Regions from separate parts of the Mus musculus genome. Here region 1 is linked to region 2. The links are chromatin contacts, found by Hi-C or POLR2A ChIA-PET in ENCODE. All regions are on one chromosome and are shown on one strand. The core of a region is the stretch at or near the end of the contact, and the rest is flanking DNA. Distances in the headings are between cores, read along the strand shown.

The links. A loop is a pair of places that touch in the nucleus more often than their neighbours do. ChIA-PET counts read pairs that join two places held with the same protein, here RNA polymerase II (POLR2A).
Region 1: a map of regulatory T cell shows a loop between it and region 2 (2.6-fold over the local background). The contact joins the promoter of Sepsecs here to the promoter of 9230114K14Rik in region 2. A Hi-C loop is called at or near these places in 2 of 37 maps with a recorded cell type or tissue (T-helper 2 cell and regulatory T cell). POLR2A ChIA-PET finds 5 or more read pairs at or near these places in 2 of 5 experiments (Patski and embryonic stem cell).

The regions. Positions count from the first base shown.
Region 1 is chr5:52,666,386-52,673,718 of GRCm38, forward strand. Sepsecs (Sep (O-phosphoserine) tRNA:Sec (selenocysteine) tRNA synthase) reads right to left here and starts at 3,316. Exons shown (of 11, transcript NM_172490.4): 1 at 3,190-3,316; 2 at 2,514-2,668. The coding sequence starts at 3,303.
Region 2 is chr5:52,188,453-52,195,158 of GRCm38, forward strand. It overlaps 9230114K14Rik (RIKEN cDNA 9230114K14 gene), which reads left to right and starts at 2,229. Exons shown (of 4, transcript NR_015537.2): 1 at 2,229-2,485; 2 at 4,466-5,144; 3 at 6,349-6,438. It overlaps Dhx15 (DEAH (Asp-Glu-Ala-His) box polypeptide 15), which reads right to left and starts at 2,094. Exons shown (of 14, transcript NM_007839.3): 1 at 1,828-2,094. The coding sequence starts at 1,898.

The DNA.
Region 1 (7,333 bases), core at 2,066-4,565, 480 kb after region 2:
TGGCAGGGGGTGGGGGTGGGGGTTGGGGGTGGGGGTGGGGGAGTGTTGTCCTTACTGACTTACTTTTGACTAGGAAGAAGAGAAAAAGCCTCTGAGTTCTAAAATGTCATAAGAAGCACTAAGTCTACTTGGTTTCTAAAGAGTCTGCTAGTGTGCACTGCCTTCCAAAATCCAGCTGCCACACTGGGAAGAGCTAACATAACAGAAGATGAGATCTGAGCCCTTAGCCATGTAAACAAATCATCTTTTATAGACTGCCCACTCTCACCTTCAATAAGACTACAGTCTTAGCTGGCATTTGATAACTACACCAGAAACACATTGCTGAGCTCAGTTAACACACAGAACCAGGAAGAAATAATGATTTTAAGCCATTAGCTTCTGGAGTGATCTGTTTAAAACCACAGTAGAGGTAACAACCTATTCCCTCTTTTCTGCCTACTAGAGCAGTGGGACAGATTTCAATCTGAATGAGTCGATGCTTTAGAGACTGTCCTAATTAGTTGTTGGCGGTGACAGTGGCCTTTTGAGACAGGATCTCACTAAGAAGCCCTGGCTGACCCTATACTTTGGACCTTTGCCCCTATTTCTGCTAAGTGCTGGGATTACAGGCAGTGCCACCACCCAAGCAAAAACTTTCCTAATTTCTAAAGTATGTTTCTTAAAAATGAGTGTACAAATCCACGTGTCTTAAATTAGATGGTCCTATACACTTAAAAACACTAAAAATTGGAATACTCCAATTTTAAAAAGAAACAACTCCTTCTGATGCTCCTTACATTCAATTAGATCTGAAACTGTGTATAATGAGAGTATCAGAAGCACTAACTGGTACTGTACTTCTTTACAGGCACGCCTTATATACAAGATATCCATATGCATTATCTATGGACCTTGTTACCAGGGCATTGTTAGACTGGAAATCTGCATCCCTACTCATTAGCATCACTTCTGACTGCAAATATTTTCATTAAAATTTTAGTAAGCCTCAAATATTTCACCATGATTTAAAAACAAAAAAACAAGAAGTTTTTTAAGAGATCATATTTCTCACAGAAAGGGTGGAAGACAGAAATAAGCAGTCATATCCAAAAGCACTACCAATTAATGATTAAATCATTCTTGCCAGGCAGTGGTGGCACAGGCCTTCAGTCCTAGCAGAGGCAGGTGAGACTCTTAAAAAAATCACTTTTCAGAATGGAGTAAAATCTCAAAACTAATACAAATAATGTAATCATCTAATACAACTGCTCCCCCATCTGCTGGAATTCAGACAGTGATAAACACGCTCTACTCTCCAGTAAAACCTGTACATTACAAAGAAAACATGGCTGCAAGTGGGGTTGAACACCTTTAATCCTATGAGTCAGGAGACAGAGGCAAGTGAACCTCTTTGTCTGAGGCCAGCAGGAGCTACAAAGTGAGTTCTAGGCCATCCACAGTTACAAAGTGAGAATGTCTTAAAAAAGAAAAAAAACAACAACAACACAACAACACACAACCATGATGTATATCAAGTGAAGTTTGAAAAAAGAAAAAGAAAGAAGGCCACGCCCATGGTAAACACTCTGCAAGGCTGGCTGAACGTCTATGATTGTGGCAAGTTAGCAACTGGCAGGCCAAGAACCAAAACATCTTCCCTCTGTGTGACCTAGCAACCCTGTGACTATTAGGTCAATCCTTCTGGAAGGGACAGAAACCCCCTAGCTTCACCTACCCATAAGCTAAGAATGTCATCAGACAACAGCCAGGGCCTGCAACGGAATTTCCCTGCTTTTCCTAAACATGCCTACCTCTATATTTCTACTAGTGTAGTCAAAAAGTGTCTTGGCCTATGATTTTGTTCTGCGACTATTTTACATAAAAATTTCATGGAACTGTTACCATCCAGAAGAACATAATATTTGGGGTCACCTGTCACTTATATGTATCTCTAGAATAACTCTTATTCCTTTTGAAATGAACTGTTTTTTTTTTTTAAAGACTTGTTTATTTTATGTATATGAGTACACTGTAGTTGTCCTCAGACACACCAGAAGAAGGCATCAGATCCCCTTACAGATGGTTGTGAGCCATCATGTGGTTGCTGGGAATTGAACTCAGGACCTCTGGAAGAACAGTCAGTGCTCTTAACCACCGAGCCAGCTCCTCAGCCGTAACTATGCTTTTTTAAATTTTGCTTTGTTTTGCTTCATTAAGTTTTTATAACAGATGTACTAGTTTAAATATTGTCAGAACACAGCACCAGTGATGTTGACCAGTCTGCTGGATGAAAGAGGAAACCACCATATATCAGAACTACTGTCTTGAAAGCTCCAAGTCTCTCAGTTCCATCTCTCAGTTCCGTTTGATTTCTGTACCCATTACCCATTTCATGAGGGAAGGGATTATTTCTGAGTGGAAACTTTATAATTTAGTAGGAATACCACCACCATTATTTTAAGTTCCTTCCACTCCCATTCCCAGAATGAATGAATAAGTAAATAATTTCATAAGTAGTTTAAGAACCATACCTGTAATGTCGTCGAGCAACCAAAGCAGAGGCCACTCTCCCTTCCCTTTCTCCCACACCACAATTACCCAAGAAATTGTTGCTATCCATGACTGCAAGCTCATGCAGAAAGAGTTCGAGGGTACTTTCATCCCAGCCATCCTCTGGACACTTGCCCTTAAAAAAAAAAAGTAATGGCATTTATATTCAGGTAAATTATCGGCCCCTAAAACTCCACATCAATGTACTTGAATTCCTTTTAATGTGTTTTAATGACCCTTGATTCCTCACATCAGAAATAAACTCAGCAGCTATGAAGGAACGTTTGCCAATTGGCCAAACGTTCGTTTTCTATTTGACTACAAACTATAGAGGTTGCGGACTTATGTAATATGGCCACTGAAGTTTGCGAGGGCTCAGTGGAGTTAGGGAAACTGAAAAGGTGACGTCCTCGGGTGAGTTTTCAAACTAGGGGCTGGCAGACCCTGGGGGCACTACGGTTCAGGACTCCCGTCAAGAGGTGAGGCCAGAGAGGTGCGGCGGGCAGCTGCCCGCGGGCGCAGGTCTACCGGCCGCATGCGATCTATCCCCGAATGGCCCCGGCGGACCAAGCCCTTGGACTTTGACAGCTCCGCACACACCAAGGCGCCGCGCTGCCCCGCCCCTCTCGGCACACGCCGAGCCCGAGCGCCGAGTACCTGCTCTAGAAGCAGCCGGATGAGGTGCTCGTGGGCGCGCCGAGCCTCGCAGCCCTGCCTCACGTAAGCCGGAGACACCCGCCGCTCGCCCGCCGCGAAGCTCTCCGGGTTCATGACGGCGCCCACTGAACACACACCGAGGCCCAGGATGCAACGCGCTGCCCGGACGGTACGGGGCGGCCGTGGACCCAAAACACCCTAAGACGCCGCCTTCGACTTCCGCGCATGCGCAGAGCCGTCTTGGTGGCCCTCCACTCCCATTCCCCAACACCACAAGCACTTGGGAAGAAGTTGGAAACCTTGAGTATATATGAGAGAGTTGGCAAGATTAACGGGTTTCCGGCCAGAAGAAAGGGGAGTTGGATTGGGCTAGGTAAGCCCTCTTGTAATCAAGAACACTAGTACTTCAAGAGAGGGCAGAGAAGGCAGAAGAGTCATTGTGTGGGCTTCTCAGGAAATGACAATTTATGATCTGTTCCAGTCATATTGTTTGAGTCTTCCCCAGACTGTGTCAGATTCCAGAACCTTACATCATACATACCTTGATATATTTCAGCAATTCCTACTGCCTGACAACCTTAGGAAAGGATAGAGCCCTGCTCTCGCGGCAAATTTATCTCATGATAGTTACTCTTTTCATTTTAAATTATGCAATAATCTGCAATAACTCAACCCACCATCATATTATGGGAAGAGGAACCTTATGCATATCTTACCTGAGATCTAGAGTTTTCTCTACTAAGTTTAGATCTACAGAATTCCTTTAAGAACTTTGTACTAACATTTGTCCATGAATAGTGTATCTTTAGAACATAGTAGTAGTCTACCAAATGTAGGAATTCCCCACTGGTAGAACATATATGTACTTACATGTCAGCAAGCAAGCACACATGGCCTGCAAATTCTATATGACTTTGAAATGTTTGAGGGAAGAAGAGTTCCTCACCTTTTTTGGGCACCACAACAAAAATGGACAAGAAGCTACGGGACTCTGTAATGCACTATTTCATAGAATCGTAGCCATATAAAAATAAAGGCTCATGGGGAAAGAGGGGAGATGTGGGAAACAATGAAAATGTTCTGAGAGATCACTGCCAAGCCAGCTTTCTTACCCATTAAAATCCCTGAGCATACAAAGGTCACAATCCTGCAGCTATTCAAAGGCACCATTGTACACTACCGGTGCCTAGCCCCTGCCTTTGAAAAGAAAGGATGTGGTAAATGGTTGGACCTTTTGCTCGGCTAATCTCTGAGCCTCCCGGGACATTTGCTTAGGGGCTACCAGATATCTTCAAAAGGATATCACATGTCTCTATGGAGCCACTCATTGCAACATAGACAAGCTGGTTAGTCTCCCAAGTCAACATTAGCTGTGAAGCTTGACAAAGATCACTGAGGTTAACTGAGGATCATTGTAACCTGCCTACAACATAGTCTAGGAAAAGTCTACAAAAGTGGGCTGAACCATGACCTCAATGGCCATTTCACCATTTTTAGATTGATTTTTAAAATGTATTTTAGATAGTGTATGTCCATTTTCAGGGTGGTCTGTGGTATTTCCTTGCCAAAAGATACAGCCTGTATAGTCTCTCTAAGTTCTGATTTTATTTTAACCTGGGTCAAAAAAAAAATTCTAACAATAACCAAGCCACTTACTTCTATCAAGAAGATCAAATTCTAGTCAAACCTAAAATGACTTCAGCAAGAATGAGAGATGGAAGGACCTCTGCACTGTCTTGCCCTGTGGCAGGGGTGGGAAAGGGGGTAACAAAGAGCATGCTCACCTGCAACGCAAACTGGGAAGGGAAGGGAGCACTGAGAGGGAGGAAGGGGGTGGAAGGAGGGAGGGAGGGATGGAGGGAGGGAACAGAGGGAGGGAGGGAGGGAATGGAGGGAGGGAGGAAAAGGATGGAGGGAGGGAGGAAGGGGATGGAGAGAGGGAGGAAGACAATGAAGGAAAGGAGGAAAGGGATGAAGGAAAGGAGGAAGGGGATGGAGAAAAGGAGATGGGGAGGGAAAAGGGATGGAGGGATGCAGGAAGGGAGGAAGGGGAGGAAGGAAGGGGAAGGGGATGGAGTGAGGGAGGGAGAGGATGGTGGGAGGGAGGAAGGGGAGGGAGGAAGAGAGGAAGGAGATGGAGGAGGGAGAAGAAAGGAGGACTAAAACCAAAGTATGCGTGGAACCCACTATTTTGTGTACTAATGGTGTTTTTTAATTGAAAAGAAAACAGACCAGAATTCTGTCAGCATGAAAAGTTAACCCAAGAAGATACTTCAAACTGAGGGTTTTAAAGAGATCTTTCAGAAACAGCCCATCTTCTAAAGCTATAGGCTAACTGGGACCTTCATTACAAGCCAATGACCTTAAAGTAGACAGCTTCCTTTTCGGGCAAGGCTCCCATCTACTTGCATTCACTAGAAAATCTGCTCCCATCCTTCTCACTTTAGGTGGAGCCCGGCTTTTGACCTCTTTTCATTCTTGTGTAGGTGTAGGCCAGGACATATTTACTCTAATGCCGTTCACTTCCCTCAGCACAGTGGCTGCTACGTGGACGTCTATCACTGTCCCCATCACTTAAACACCCAAGCAATTTCAACCTCATTAAACAAGACTAGAGGGAAGCTCAACCACTGGTGCTCCCACTTGCAATTATATGAGCAAAAGATCATAAGCGTTTCAGCATAATCACTTCACTGGTGTCCATCCCTCCCCGGGGGGGGGGGGGGGAAGTTTATTACAATATTGATCAGACCAACGGTGTTTTTGAATTTGAATTCAATCACCTTCGTAGGGTAATGGGCCAAATCCTTGCCACCTGGAAATGACTAGTTGAGATCCAAATGATACCAGCTAATGTAAAGCCTCGGTTTCTACCTTGGGTCATGAGTCATACATAGTCCCCACCATCTATCTCCCTGTGTCCCCCCACTGAATCCATTTTCCACTTGGAGTGGACACCTAATCCCATTTGCTTCAAGCTGATTCTTCTTGTACTTTAGGACTGTGATTCCAAGTTAGGTCTGTACAATTTTTGCCCCTACTCCAACTCAGGGTCTCCTGTTCCCAAAACCAGTCACATAAGATGTCCCATTTCTAATTAGCTGCCTTCAGCGTCCCAAGGCCATCACCACTCCCCAATCCTGGCACACCTAAAACATTTTTAAATTACATTTTCCCACTCCCCTGCATACATTTCTACAGAAAATGGGCATCAGCACAAACAGACAAATAATTGGCTGGTATTCTGATCGGCCCGAGCAGTGGTTTTTATAGTCATATCTGCTCTTTCTCATTGGCTGGGTGCTTGTGCAGCATATAGTGTAGCCCCACCCCAGATTCCCCATCTTCCTGGGGCTTGGGATTCTCTTCCCCCTCTCTCTGACAAGTGGGCTTAGTCATAGAGCAAGCTGTAATTTTCCTTTCTTCTTTAAAGATTTTTTATTTCTGTGAATGTGACTTTGTCTGCGGGAATGTATGTCATGCATGTATGGGTGCCCCAAGGGGTCAGAAGAGTCTAATCCGTGGAGTTACAGGAGGTCAGAGCTGACCATGTTGGAGAGTGGGAACTACAATAGGTTCCTCTGAAAGAGCAATTAGCACCTTTTACCTCTGTGCCATGTCTCCACCTGAGCTAACCTAACCGTGCAGAGGGCAGGCGGACCTCCAGCTTCTTTGTGATTAGTAAACTTAAGTCTATTAAGGTATCTTTGGTTTGGGAAATGGACCATTTCTGTTTTCTTTTTTTACCTTACTCACTAGCCCTCTGTTTTCTTTTTGAGCCCTTTGAAATGCTAGTTGTAGAGACTCAATTCAAGTGAGCCTGCCGATTTCTAAAGGACCCCAGGAAAACTTGTGTGTCTGTTCCTTGACAACTGCAGAAGCACGGCAATCCTTGGGTGAAGTAGCCTAAGGTTAGGGCCGCCTGCCAGAGAGCAACTCCCCATACAAAGCCCCAGGGAAACTCATAGAAAGATTAAGAAAGCGGCTAATGAAGGGGGAGGGGTGCTCGCAGGGACAGCCGGTGAGCCTGGGAAGACCGGAGAATGAGCCACCTCGAGTCTTTGGCCATTGAGGCATTTATTAAAACTAAAACTGTACAATGGGCAATGGCAAAAATTGTGCCCAGCTTTCTCCAGCCAACCGA
Region 2 (6,706 bases), core at 979-3,478:
TAAACAAGAGCAAAGAGGGGGAGGGAGGGAAGCAAAGAGTCCCTGGCAGTCAAAAGTGCCTTCAAATCAAGTAAGGAAAAAAAAAAAAATACCAAGCACAAATACTGTATTGCTAAAGAAAACCAGTTCTATAAGAAAAGGTACTCAAAAAACTTAGGAAACTGCAAAAACTGCCTTGCAGAATCTCTAGAAATCAAGGACTCTCCTGTACTTAGTGACAAATATGAAATATTCAGAGGAAACATGAAGCTACCCGCGATATACGCAAAGTCCATTTTGCCAATGTTGTATGTTTTGCAAGAGAAATGACCATAATCACTGTAATGTGGAGCCCCAATTGCAATAAAAGCATTGAGTCGTGAACATACACACAAAAAAACTCTGCTTGCACAAACTCAGTGTTCATCCCAATGTGACCTCTATAAGGAGAGAAATTAGTTGCATCTTAGCCAAATGTGACATTAACTTTAACTTCACAGAAGTTCCCCACTTTATCAATCCAATATAAATGCCATTTATGACAGGTTGTGATGCCTAACTACAGTACTAAGTTTCCTGTTGAGAAAAGGAGAATTCTACATACCACTATAATCTATGGAAAAAGCTCACTGCAACTTTGCTCTCCCTTGGAGAATATTCATGAGCTGTTTCTACCTAAGAACTGATGGAGCTCAATTACTAACATTTGGAATGTTTGCTTGAGAGAACAGCTGTCTTGGGATGTTTTATTATTACAATGCTTAGTGTTATAAGCTTTAAAAAAAAAAACCTACACAATCAAAACATAACAAACCTGCTTTCCGTATTCAATATTTCAACCTAAGGAGAGCGACAGAACGCATCCTATCCTGACCTATTCTCACACTGGTAGTTAGAAATCAATCCCAAAGGACTTTCCGTTAACAAAAACTCAAGAGACCACACATCTGACTTGACAGCGAGTCGGTGTCACAAGACATAAGAAAATGATAAAATCCTACAACTGTTTTGGACATTTGGACTTCCGTGGATATATTTTTTAATTAACCCAACAGATCCCTGTACTGCCGAAGCATAAACATACAACTAATTAAAATGGGAGGGTAGGAATATAAACAAAAGTACATTTTAAGTATGAACTGTGAAAGAAAAGACTGGAAAATGATAATACAACTGCTTACTTGCTAAATGCCCTGTCTTTGCGAAAAGTCTAAGAAAAGGAACTAAAATGCCAGACCAGGAATCGGTGTAAGCCTTTCTCAATCTGCACGTGGGTGTTGTTTGTTCAAACACGCTTAAGATCACTTTTTTGAAAAGTGCGTCCAAAGTGGGGAGGAGATAGAAATAACTTCCAGAGCGGAGGGGGAAATACGTGTTTTCACAGGCCTACCCCAGTGATGCTACTTAAAAGCAAAGCCGGCTTTTAAGCAAAGCAGGAAATAAAGGAGATGGCGGGAGGGCAGGCAGAGGGCGGAAGTTGGCAACGGCCTCTCCTGAAGTGCCTCAATGGAAGAAGGCCCTTCGTCTCCCGCCAAACAGTGCGCCCCGAGGTCGGCTCGCCTCTATCCTCCCCCAAAACAGACAGCGCCCGCCGCCGCCCACGGGGGCAGTGCCCTTGGCCATCCGGTTCCGGCTGCGGGCCTCACGCGAGCACCGAGGCCTCGCGGCCCGCTCCGCACGCCCGCCGTTCCGCGGCCTCGTGGCCGCCACAGGCCGCTCGCCCCGGCCGCACACACTCGGCACGCGCCCCAGCCGGCCGACGGCAGACAAAGGCTCGGCAGCCGGGCCTGCTCCCCGCCACCATCCAACAAAGCCCGAGCCGCGACTGCGCGCCCCGGCCTGGCTTACCCATCGGTCCCCGCACGCTTCTTGCCGGAGGGGTAATCCTCCCCCAGGTCCAACCGATGCCTCTTGGACATCCTCGCACTCCCAGAAGCGGACGCTTAGGAAGGAGGGAAGAAGAGAGACTCCGGCAGCCGGATCCACGCACAAGAGGCCCGCGGCTCAACTCGCGGGGACCCCCACCCCTCCCGCCACCACAGCCCGCTCCGTGCGGCCCGAACCAGGAGCTAAAATGGCGGCCGCGACGAGGGCAGGGCCTGCGTGCGCGCCTCCGCGGCGGGCGTGCCGGCGTGGTGCGCGCGCACGCCGTCCGGAGGCGGGAACTCCCGTCCCGCCCGCTGTGCGATTGGCTGAAATGGCTCTGAGTTCCCGCGGGCTCCTCCCTTTCCCCTCGCGTCTCTCTGAGAGCTGATCTGAGCTGCTGCTAAGGACCGAAACGCGCCTCAAGCTGTCACTTGCCGCCTGGAGTTCGTTGGGAAAGTTGAAAAAGCCTAGTCCTGTTTAGGAAATCTATCCAGCTGTGTATATACTTTTTGCTTTTAGGGTATGAAGCTCAGGAAGGATAAGAAAAACAAGATCACACAGCTGGCAAGTGGCAAAGCAGGACACAATTTATAACTCCAGAACGAGAATTTGCAGTTGTTGCGCCAGATGCCCTGTAGCGGTGAGAAAAAATGTTAACTTTAATTACTGTGACTCGTTTTGTCCATTCACCCCAGAACAGATAACATCTATTTGTTCAAGGTATAGGTGTTTTGTATAGGGTTCAGAAAATTGGAGGTAATCGCACTGGGCACTGTATTTTGCCTCCAATCCTCTGCCCTAATCTTGCTCCGTTTGTGTGTATATGAGTGCATATTAGGCACTCAGAGACATTAGCCCTATCTCTGTCCTCGTTTGGTTTGGTTTGGTTTGGTTTTTTGAGACAGGGTTTCTCTGTGTGGCTCTGGCTGTCCACAAACAAGCTCTGTAGAAGAGGCTAGCCTGGAATTCAGAGGTTAGGCTGTCTCTGCCTCCCAGTGCTGGGACTAAAGGCGTGCCCCAGCATGCCTAGTTGCTGTGCTCCTTAGTAGAGTGAACCCTGAAAGACATTTTATAGACATGGTTACCTGGACTGAAGGAAATCAACAAATAGCTCATCCATTAAGACTCCACTGTAATGGCAAGTTGTTGAGGCAAGGTGACACTTAAGAGGTTGTGTATCTTTCTCCCTTCAGCCATTGTGCATACTCAATTACATTCATTTCCAGAAGTGTGGGCGAAAGAGGTCTAAGGATCAGCCCAAATACAGGGTATCACTTCATGTCAAGACTCTCCTTTGCTGCTCCTTGGCTCTAGTCCCTCGAAAATTCTCAGAAGGATAATCTCTAAGATTAAATACAACAGAAACACAACAGATGATATTGTAACTTTCACAATATCCAACACAACTGTCTAAATGTACATTGACAACCTGTTAGGCTAGATATGGTAGTGAGTACCTTTAATCCCAGCACTCCTGAGGGCAGAGCCAAGCAGATTTCTATGAGTTCAGAGTCAGTTTGTTTTACGTAGTGAGTTCCAGGACAGCCAGAACTATATAGTGACTCTCTCTGTCTTTCTCCCTCCCTCACTCCTTCCCTCTCCCCCCTCCTCCCCCCCCCCCCACATGCACTCGAGCGCACACACACACACACACACACACACACACGAGCCACTGAAAAGTCCTGTGAGCATCTTTCAGGTACCTACATTACTGAAGAATTCCACCCCTGTCAGTTGTATTCCTTGTTATAGTTCCTAGACAGGAGGGTCCTCTTGAAGTTCTTGTGCAGAGTCTTGAGCCTTGTAAACCCCCATGATCATCCTCTTCCCTCCAAAATGTGTATTAATGGGTCATTCCTGTGATGAGCTCATGCAAGTTACCTCTCCGATATAGGCTAATGAGGATGTGATGGTTTTTATATGCTTGGCTTGGGGAGTGGTTTAGAAGGTGTGGCCCTGTTGGAGTCGGTGTGTCACTGTGGGTGTGGGTGTTAAGACCCTCATCCCAGCTGCCTGAAAGCCAGTAGTCTGCTAGCAGCCTTCAAATGAGGATATAGAACTCTTAGCTCCTCTTGCCCCATGCCTGCCTGGATGCTGCCATGTTCCCGCCTTGATGATAATTGACTGAACCTCTGAACCTGTAAGCCAGCCCCAGTTAAATGTTGTCCTTATAAGAGTTGCCTTGGTCAGGGTGTCTGTTCACAGCAGTAAAATCCTAAGACATGGTCCAAACTAGAGGAGATAACTACTACTCTATACTGTTATTACTTAATTGCATTAGTCAGGGTCCTATATATGGGAATGAAAATACATATGTATGTATACACACACACATGGGAATTTATTAAAGTGAATTATAGATCATGTTCTAGCTAGTCACTGTCATCCAACAGAAATGCCAAGAATCCGGTACTTGTTCCGTCCATGAGGCTGAATGTCTCAGCTGATCTTTGGTCTATGTGTGTATGTGGTGGGGGGGGGTGGGGGGGTGGGGGGGTTAATCCCAAAAGATAGGTTCTAAAACCCAGGAAGGAATACCCTGGCAGCAGGACAGATGAACTGGCCAGTGAACGTGAAGACAAGCAGGAAAAGAACAAAGCCTTCGTTCTTCTTTTTATAGGGGCTGCCACCAAGAAGGTGGAAGAACACCTTTAATTCCAGCACTCAGGACACAGAAGCAGGTGGGTGGATGTCAGTTCCAGGCCCTCCTGGTCTACTTAGTGAGTTCTGGGATGGCCAGAACTACATCATGAGACCTGTCTCAGAAAAAAAGAAAGAAAAAGAAAATGCTCACAGGTACACCCAGCTGCTTGGCTTTGAATTGATTTCAGATACAGTCAAGTTGACATCAAGACTATCCACCAACCAATCTTTAATTTATTCATTCAATGGATATTTTTAAGTCTATGTCTGGCATTAAGTTAAGTGCTAGAGAACCCGGGGAAAAACCAAAAACCAAAAAACAACAACAATAACAAAACAGGACAGCCATGTTTTCTGCCTTCATGAACTTTCTGGAAGGAGAGAAACAGCATTTAACAGCGTGGAAAGCTGCTTTGTGAAGACAAGTCCTAAGAATGCCATCTACAGAGGACTGGGGTGGTGAGAACATATGCTAAGTGGTCTTGGTCTCCACTACTGTTGAAAGAAGAGGCTCTGAGGAAAGAGACATTAGATAAAGACCCACAGGGGTCCTAGAAAGACTCCAGGTGCTTGACTCCAGTTGTTTGGGGGTTTTTGAGATGAGATCAGACTCAGGCTGGCACTGAACTTCGGATCCTCCTGCCTCAGCTTCTCAGGTACTAGGATTTCAGGCGCGCACTACCACGGGCAGTATATTAGAGAATTTAATTTTGTCATCATGCTCTGTGTGTAAATCTTGTCGCCTGCTCTTGGGCTACTAATCACCACCCTTTCATCTCAGCCTGAACAGCCCTCCCATCTCTTGTAGAACGGGTTTGGTGGCGGTGCACTCCCTCTGCTTTTATTTGTCTGAGAACACCCTATCTGTTCTGCATTTCTCAGGGGGTGGCTTCCTCAGGCTAAGTACCCTTGGCTGGCAGTTTCTTCCAGCACTCTGCTGAGAAACCCAAAGCCAATCTTATGGCTTTGTGTCACTAGACTGGTCGCTTGTGTTACTTGCGAAATTCTGTCTTCCATTTTCATCTCCTTGTTTTTTTTTTTTTTTTTTTTGTTTTCTTGGATGTTTTGTTTCTTGAGACAGGGTTTCTCTTTATAGCCCTGGCTATGCCAGAACTTGCTCCATAGACCAGGCTGTCCTCAAACTCAGAGATCTGCCTGCTTCTGCCTCCCGAGTGCTGAGAGTAAAGATGTATACGGTGACTGCCCGATTAATTTTTCCTTCTTAACTGGAAAATGTCAAGTAAACTGACTTCCATCCAGTGTTCATGGATGGGTTTTTTTTTTTTCTTGATTGGGTATGATGTTGGCATTACTTACTACATTTTCCTCTCTGTTTCAGAATTCCCATTCAGTTGTTTTAGATTCTGATCTCCTTGTTGGGCTTGCTTACGTCACGTGTTGTTTTCTTTATTTTGAACCTGCAGCTTTACCTCTTTCTTGTCTTTCTGTTGCTACAGGGTTGAGGCCAGAAAACCATGCAAACACTTGTTCACACACAAGCCCACAGTTCTCATCTTAAAAGGAGCAAGAGATGGTTTATTCTGGAGCCATTTTGAGTAATAACGACTCGAGGGACCAGATACAGGTTCCCCCAGATTCCATGTTCCAATGTGGAAGTGATTACATGAAGTTTGATAGCTTCACAGAACAAAAGCAGTCATAAACCAAGGCAATTGAAAATACATTTGTGGGTACGTTAGAGAGGCAGCAAGACGGGGCAAGCTCTCTATAGGCCCAAGATGCTATCTGATGACATTCTTAGCTTTGGGTTTGGTGGGAGCTAGTGGTTTGATTTAATGGATTGAAAAGCTTTTTGGTCTAGTTTGGTTTTTTGGTTTGTTTTGTTTTGTTTTTGAGCAGGACCTCTCTGCATAGCCATGACTATTCCTGGAACTCACTATGTAAACCAGAGATCTGCTTGCCACTGCCTCTCAAGTGCTGGGATTAAAGGTATGTACCTGTGAGGCAGTGGACCTTGAGAGGAAGCCTGGTAAGGTCGAGTTAAGGCTTGAAGCCCGGGGGACCCTGAAGGGACAGTAGGAGCTTTGCCTGCTCCTGGCACCAGGCCCCTGTCAGATAATCACATCCCCCCATTGAGAGAATTGTGGCCATCAGTCACATAGGGGCAGTGCCCCATGCCCCTCTTCCTGTAGGTGAGGCATCCATCTCAGGCCAAGCCAATAGGAAGCACCTGCTGTCAGATCCAACCCACCCCAAC